Regions from separate parts of the Homo sapiens genome. Here region 2 is linked to region 1. Evidence: chromatin contacts called from ENCODE Hi-C or POLR2A ChIA-PET data. All regions are on one chromosome and are shown on one strand. Each heading gives the region's core, a stretch centred on a gene start or an enhancer-like site at or near the end of the contact. The rest is flanking DNA. Distances are from core to core; before and after follow the strand shown.

The links. A loop is a pair of places that touch in the nucleus more often than their neighbours do. ChIA-PET counts read pairs that join two places held with the same protein, here RNA polymerase II (POLR2A). Pooled maps may share reads with other maps.
Region 2: a pooled map shows a loop between it and region 1 (3-fold over the local background). The contact joins two enhancer-like sites. A Hi-C loop is called at or near these places in 1 of 168 maps with a recorded cell type or tissue (naive thymus-derived CD4-positive, alpha-beta T cell) and 7 of 50 pooled maps. POLR2A ChIA-PET finds 5 or more read pairs at or near these places in 1 of 52 experiments (common myeloid progenitor, CD34-positive).

Annotation. Positions count from the first base shown.
Region 1 is chr11:128,037,667-128,041,264 of GRCh38, reverse strand. No RefSeq gene overlaps it. Among named protein-coding and RNA genes, the nearest start is that of LINC02725, 56 kb to the left of the region's middle. Within about 2 kb of position 1,949, at least 9 of the 41 ENCODE cell types and tissues checked have a DNase peak (open chromatin) inside an H3K27ac peak, as active enhancers do.
Region 2 is chr11:128,734,515-128,738,112 of GRCh38, reverse strand. All of the region lies in intron 1 of FLI1 (Fli-1 proto-oncogene, ETS transcription factor), which reads right to left. Among named protein-coding and RNA genes, the nearest start is that of SENCR, 40 kb to the right of the region's middle. RefSeq lists an enhancer at 3,519-3,598. Within about 2 kb of position 1,757, at least 6 of the 41 ENCODE cell types and tissues checked have a DNase peak (open chromatin) inside an H3K27ac peak, as active enhancers do.

The DNA of each region.
Region 1 (3,598 bases), core at 700-3,199:
AGGGGTTGGATAGAAGTATTTATCTTTATTTCCCTAATTGTCAGAAAATCAAATTTTGTCATTTAAACATTAATTTCCTCAGTCATTGCATCATGAGAAACTAGGAATCTGAAATTTGTCTCTCACTAACCTAACAGTTTTATTTGAAAAGTAGGTCCAACCCAAAGTCATCCCTCTTGAGAACAGACAACATGAGGTGGGCTTGCTGGGAACGTGTCTAACTACGGACCCTGAATTTCTTGGCCATGGAGTATATATAAGTTGAGTGATTTTTCTCTTGGAAGCTCCTGTTACTTATCCAGCTTCATGTTTTAAGCCTAAGCATTTTGCTGCAAGGAAGTCATTCAAATGTGTTGAAATATTAGTCTCCCACTGAAGAATTTTAAAACAACATGTTATTTCAACACTCTCTGCTTCAATAATCAGTTGTTTCCAGGCTCCCTGAGCCTCAAATCATATCACAGCTAAATCTTTCTTCTGCACATTATCTGAATATTTACCTTCCTGTCCATGTGGAAAGTAAAGACTGATTTCGATCTGGCTGTGAGAGAAGCCAGGTTGATGCTGGCATGGGAACATCTGTTAGATGGCTGAGCTCCAGCTCGGTCGTCCTATTTGTGGTTTTATTACTTTTGTCTCTTTCTTTCCTTGTACTGTTAATATTTTAGAAAAAAAAGATTGACATTTATTAAAATGAAAGTCTACATGGAAGTGCTAATTAAACTGAATGACATAAAAATCTCAACTGTCATCCAAAACATGTTCATCAAATGACACACAAATGATCACCAAGAGTCAGAATGTATTCTTCAAAACCTCTGGAATTGATTACTTTTGCTCATCGACTTCTTATAATAAGTGTCGCTTTGTTTTGTGCTTTACCTTTATTTTAATAATGAAATTAAGTAAGTTAAACATATATCAATTAAGCATGGAAAATGTCACTCATGTTAAAAAGGCACTCAAAAATCAGTCACTATTCCAGACACTGTGGAAGTGATACAAATAGATGAATGGTAATGCCTCTCCTACTAGGTCTACCAGGGAAAACTGGCATATACATTACTAATTCATGAAAGATCGTAATAAATAATATAAAATACATAAAATGCTATGCAAATATGGAGGGCGAAGGGATGGCTTCAACAATTTCTAATATATGTGTGAAAAGGATAATAAAGTATTACATAAAAATTACCCCATAAAATCCTCACGCATTTCCCCAACTTGTTCTTACAAAGACCATCCATTTTTGACCCGTGTTAAGCCCATCCCTACCCTCTGTCACAATTCACACTCCACAAAAGCTCTACAAATTACTGCCCACACATTGAAATTGGTTTCATATGCCTTCTGTCCCCAGCTGCCTGCACCCTGGCGATGACTGCCTTGCAACACAGTCATGAAGGGCGTCGCCTGTGTGGTTAGCAGAGTGTAGGTTAGGCCAGGAAGTCTTGTGTGAAAGAGTAGCTGTTGGTGGTTTGGCTTAGAGAGCAGGAGTCTTGCCAAGGATGGCTTTGCTGCTAGCTTTAGAAATGATGGATGGTGGCCACAAGGCTGTTTCTTCCTCAGGACTCAGAAAAAGTTTATGAAAAATGACACGATTGTACACAGATGATCTTGGCGAGCCACTCCAAGCTTACACACAGAGCCTATACTCTCCCTTGGTCAGAGGATATTTAACACGGGTGGTATTGCCTGGGGATTTTGAAGCTCTATATGCACTTGGAATTGGCTATAAAGGGTATCCCTGAGCAGAACAGTCAGAGATATTGAAAGTCCTCTACACACAAGCCACATACACTACACCTTCTTATACACCACATATATACACCACACACAGGTCATATACACCACACTTTCCACTGTATACCACGGATGTGGCCTTGGTATTTGTTTATTCATTGTTTTGTATTTTACAGTCCTTGCTCACCCTAGGGGTCAACATGAGGAAGGACAATAATTTGAGTTAAATTCCCAGAATACCTTTGACATTTCCTTTGCTTATTTCTTTAATGCTAACCCTCTGTAAGAGTGGAGTAATATCTTACCACATGACCATGAAAGTTTTGTGTAATAAAAGGAAGTGAACCAAGATGAATAAGATAAGATGCAGAACAAAATTTCCATGACATTTTACGCTGTTCATACAATAAAAAAATAAATAGAGAGACACATAGCTGACTTTGCATTAAGAATTAGGAAAAGCAGGGCACTTAGGATAAGAAGGTACATTCGTGACCTCTTGGACCAATGTCGGTCCAGTGCGTTGACATTTCTGGAACAGCATCTGGACATCAGGCATTTAACCAGATCATTGGGATTTAAAGACATGTAAGACGTGGTTACTGAATCCAAGGAGCTCACTGATCGAGAGAGGACACAGGCCAGCAATCTCTCACAGTGCCCTGTGGTAAGGGCTGAGACAGCCACCATACTCAGTTGCGCTGGGAACACAGAAGCAGCTCTCGGGGCAGACCCATAGGGAAGATGGAATAGGCTAAGGGAAGAGAAAATATTTGAGGTGGGTATTTAAAGATGAGCACAACAATCTCCTTAATCTATACATGGGAAAAATAGTGAGGCCCGGAACGATGTAGAAACGTTACCTGCGGGCCCAAAGATAACAAGCCAGTGTCCCTCTCTGACTTGGAAGAAGGAGGAGGGAAGAATCAGAGGGTAAAGAGCTGGGCAGCTGGACTGGTATGTGAATATCCGAGGCAGCCAGACACGCTGCATCGTGGGAGGGAAGAGTTCAATGCTTTCTGACAACAACATCAGTGGACATCTCAGGAATCCAAGAGAAACGGGGATGCCACCAGGTGGCAAAGGGGTGTGTGAGGACGCTTCCAGATCAGCTCTGCAGGAGAATATACATTTATTTTACTCCTTTTATTTGTAAGAAAATGTATTGAATTGTTAAGCATATTTTGTCCTGGTTTTAGCCGTTAAAAAATTCCAGTCAGTAAAATAACATCTGAGGATGCACAGAATGAGAGGGGCATTCGGGATCTTTCCTTCCACAGAGCCCCTCTGCTGGCTCGCCACCCCGTGAACCTCATTCAGCTCAGGCTGCTATTCAGAGAGAGCCCGCGGTCCCCGCCCCTATGCAAGAGCTTAGGGGGGGAGTTAAGACCGCTGCACAAATATATGAAATAAAAGGGCTATGGCAAATGAGTCATTTAAAGTATAAGGAATTGGGCTGGGCACTGTGCCTCACTCCTGTAATCCCAGCACTTTGGGAGGCCGAAGCGGGTGGATCACTTGAGGTCAGGAGCTCCCAGGCTGGCCAACATAGTAAAACCCCCTCTCTGCTAAAAATACAAAAAAATTAGCTGGGTGTGGTGGCCTGCACCTGTGATTCCAGCTACTCGGGGGGCTGAGGCAAAAGAATTGCTTTAACCCGAGATGGAGGCTGCAGTGAGCCGAGATTGTGCCACCGTACCCCAGCATGGGCGACAGAGCGAGACTCCGTCCCAAAAAGGAAGAAAAGAAGGAAGGAAGGAAGGAAGAAAAGAAGGAAGGAAGGAAGGAAGGAAGGAAGGAAGGAAGGAAGGAAGGAAGGAAGGAAGGAAGGAAGGAAAGAAGGAAGGGGAAT
Region 2 (3,598 bases), core at 508-3,007, 700 kb before region 1:
CCCTATAAACTCATTCTTCTAAAATTATACTGTAATAATGACAATATTAAGGTAAAACCTTGCCATGACTTGTTAAGGCTCAAACAATGGTAGAACCTCGTCTTGTTGATCCCTTCCAGCTTCAGAACTCAATGGTATTGTCATGGGAGTCTTGAATTTGGGGAACTGCTGATGACCATTTAAGTCCATAGAGATAACAGGCTATTTCCACACAGGTTTTGATTAAGCAATCCTACTTCTGACAGCCAAGCAAGCCCTTGATGTTATATATCATAAGCTCCGAGCATTTGTCTGCAGGTAGATAGAAAGTGAACCTTCCACAAGAACCTCACAACAAAAGTAACTGGAACTGAGCCCAAAAGAACATTTCCTAAGGCTAAAAGTGACATCATTCACATAAGCTATCTTAGGTACCTCAATAAGCCCTGGATGGCCATTTCTAGGATGGGAAGTGAGATTATGGGGTACCCTGAGGCAAGAGGGCTTTTCCTCGATCTCTATTTAAATTTTCTACAGAATACATTCATGCATCATTTATTTCATTTAAAATAAATTTTTAAAGATAAAGGAAAATAGAAATGTCTTGTTCACAGATGAGTTCATGGTTTGGAGACAGAGCTGGACTACATTCTTGACAAAGATTTGTTCAAGTTCTAGAACTCATAGACATTAGAGAGGAGGACCATGTTGAACAGAGCTCGTGTTCCGGTGTGGTGGGGGCTGTGATGGGAGACGCATGCCCCATATGTGTCTATCATTCAAGCCTTGTTTGTAAAAACCCTCCTTTCTGCTTCAGCGTTTGTCTTTTTCAGCTCCCAGTGAAGGAGGCCTGACAATAGTGTGGTGAGGTGGTCAGGGAACTAACCCATTTTACAGATGAGGGAGTGGATGAGCTTGCACCCTGGCCTCCCCTACTGTGTCCTGCTCCCACTGAGCCCTGCCATCCCTTCCATGTAGCTAGCTGGATTCAACAAACTCAGTTTGAAAAAGGGCTTTCCGAAGTCCCTATCCACTTGAGTTAGATCTACTGCAGAATACTGCCTCTTGAGCACTGAAAGATATCCATATTCTTTCACAGAAATATATACATCTTTTTGAAAATGTTTGGTTGGGTTTGTGGTCGGAGGCTTGGCATGGTTGTTTGTTTGTTAGAATGTGCCTCCTTTGGGAAGAATGCAAACCAGGGGCTGTATTGGGATGCTGAGTCAGGCTCTGCCCTCAGTGACAAGGGGTCTTTGTCTTGTTCATGGTTCTCCCCACACACCTGCATACACACAGATACCCACAAAAGTGCATTTTGAAAACTAATAAAAATTGCACTGAAAATATTTAACTTATGCAAATACTACTATAGCAGAAAGTACACACATATACAAAACAGCAGCTATCTTTTCTAGAATCTGAACAAAATTTTCTGTTGATTATATATACAGAATTTGCTGAACATTTGCCTTGGGAAACCAATAAACAATGCAGTTATTGGTCCACTGTCAGCTTAGGCTTCTGTTTTGAGATGTTTTACCTATAGTGGAAATTGTCATCTGTACCTGGCATGTTTCTGGGTGTGTCTAAAATGAGCATGTCTCAAGAAATCTTTCCAGGTTCCTACATTCTCAACCAAAGTTGCTCAAGTGAGAAAGCAACTCAGGATATCAAGCTACCAGTTAGAATTTCAAGTATGACAAGCCTGCTACAAGAGTGTATCTTATCTGTGGCCTCTAGGGTTTCAGAAGCCAGAGGGCTCATGCTACCGCCAAAAGCTGTGGCTTACCAACTCGTATCACCCCTTTCATTGGAAGTTTCTTAAGATTCCAAAATGTGAGAATTATTATCAGGTGTTCTTTGTCTAATGATGTCTGATTGCTCTGCATATATGAATGAATGCCTACAGCTCTTCGGAAAGGAAAGCAAAGAATAATGTTCTTATGCTGGGCGGGGGTGGAGGGTGGGGACTTAGGGGGTGGTTGAATGTTCAGCTCTAGTAGCTTGCATTTCCTGTTTAGTGGGTGTGAGGGGTTTACACAAGAAAGTCTCAGTGTTACGCTAGATGGATAGCCTCATCGATCATGTCTAAGGAATCTCTGCCTAAAGATGATCAATTTGGCCTCTGCATACCACAAGGAGGTTTCAGTATTTAAGAACTTCGGGATCAACCATGTCCTAATTCTAGATACGTGTTTCGATTGTCTTGTCCTATTTGTTCAAAATTCCCTTCAAAGTTAAACAATTTATCAGGCCAGCTCATAGGACCCTTGAAGGAAAATTTGAAAAACATCTTATTATTCTAAATACTATTTTCTGTTTGCAGGAATGATATGAATTTGCAAAGAGACTTGGCATCTAAAGGTGGGGGGAGGCTCAGGAAGCCCTAGGAAGTTCATAAGAACTTTACAACTTAGTTTCCAAGTTCAGACTTCTGGTTCACTCAGCTACCTAGGCCATCATGGGTCACACAGCTGTGATAAAGTTACCTTTCCTATCTTATCTAGACATCTGATAATGTGGATAATGTGAGGATTATTTCTCCATCATCAAATTGATCTCTAAAGGAATTATACCAAACATACAGTCACAAAGTTCTCCCAAATTGGTGATCAGCTCTCTGAAAATTAAAATCAAATGGTATCTTAGGAAGTATGCTATTTTCTTAGATGTATCCAAACCTTAGAAATAAAAAGCCCACCTTAAATCCATCAATACAAATAAGCGATAACCATGATTACTTCTATGTTATTATACAGGACTTTAAATATACACTGAGGTGCCAGAACAAAGTCCTAGGCTGGTTGAATTCTTGTGTCCAGCTCCATCTCTGCCTCTGTCTCTTTTTAATGGAACAGGCAGATGATGCATTTTCTAGACTTATTTCCCCTCATTTTGTTGTTATCAGTAATAATAATGACAAGGAAAATTGTAGATTATTTTATAGTTTAAGACATTGATCTTAATAGGAGCCTTCCCACATCTATAATCTTATTTAATTACTCTAATAAACTGGAGAAGAAGGCAGGATTATTCCCCTCCCCCACTTTGCTGATGAAGAAACAAAGGTTCTGAAGGACTACGTTCGTGGTCATAAAGCGGGAAGGGGAAGAGTGTGAGGCCAACCCTCTGGACTCCCTTCCGTGGGGCCCTTTCCACGAGGCTGCACTTTCTCAGCTGCATTCTTTGCCCACAAACACTACAGCAATTAGTACATTTATTTTTCCATATTGATACTATTTTTCTTTCCCTTTTGATCTTGCCCCTTTGGTTAGATGGTAGGCGATTTTAGGGCAAGATCTTTATCTGTTCGTTATTTACCGTTTGAACTTTCAGTGGGCTCATTAGGGGTCCAGGGACATTTGCTGATTGATGGCATGCACTGGACATGAGCCTGCTGGCTTTGACATTTTAAAACTGCACACTTCCCTCAGTGACAGTATGCCCAAGCAACAGGCCTCCCTGACATTTTCTCAAAACCAGGAAATGAAACTGGCCACCAAGAGCAAGTGACCGCCAGCCAGGGCATTGGTGCAAACCAAGCAAAACACACCACAGTGCAGGCAGCGCGGGTCACAAGGATGAAGGCATTCGATCTGCAGTTATCTTTGAAGAA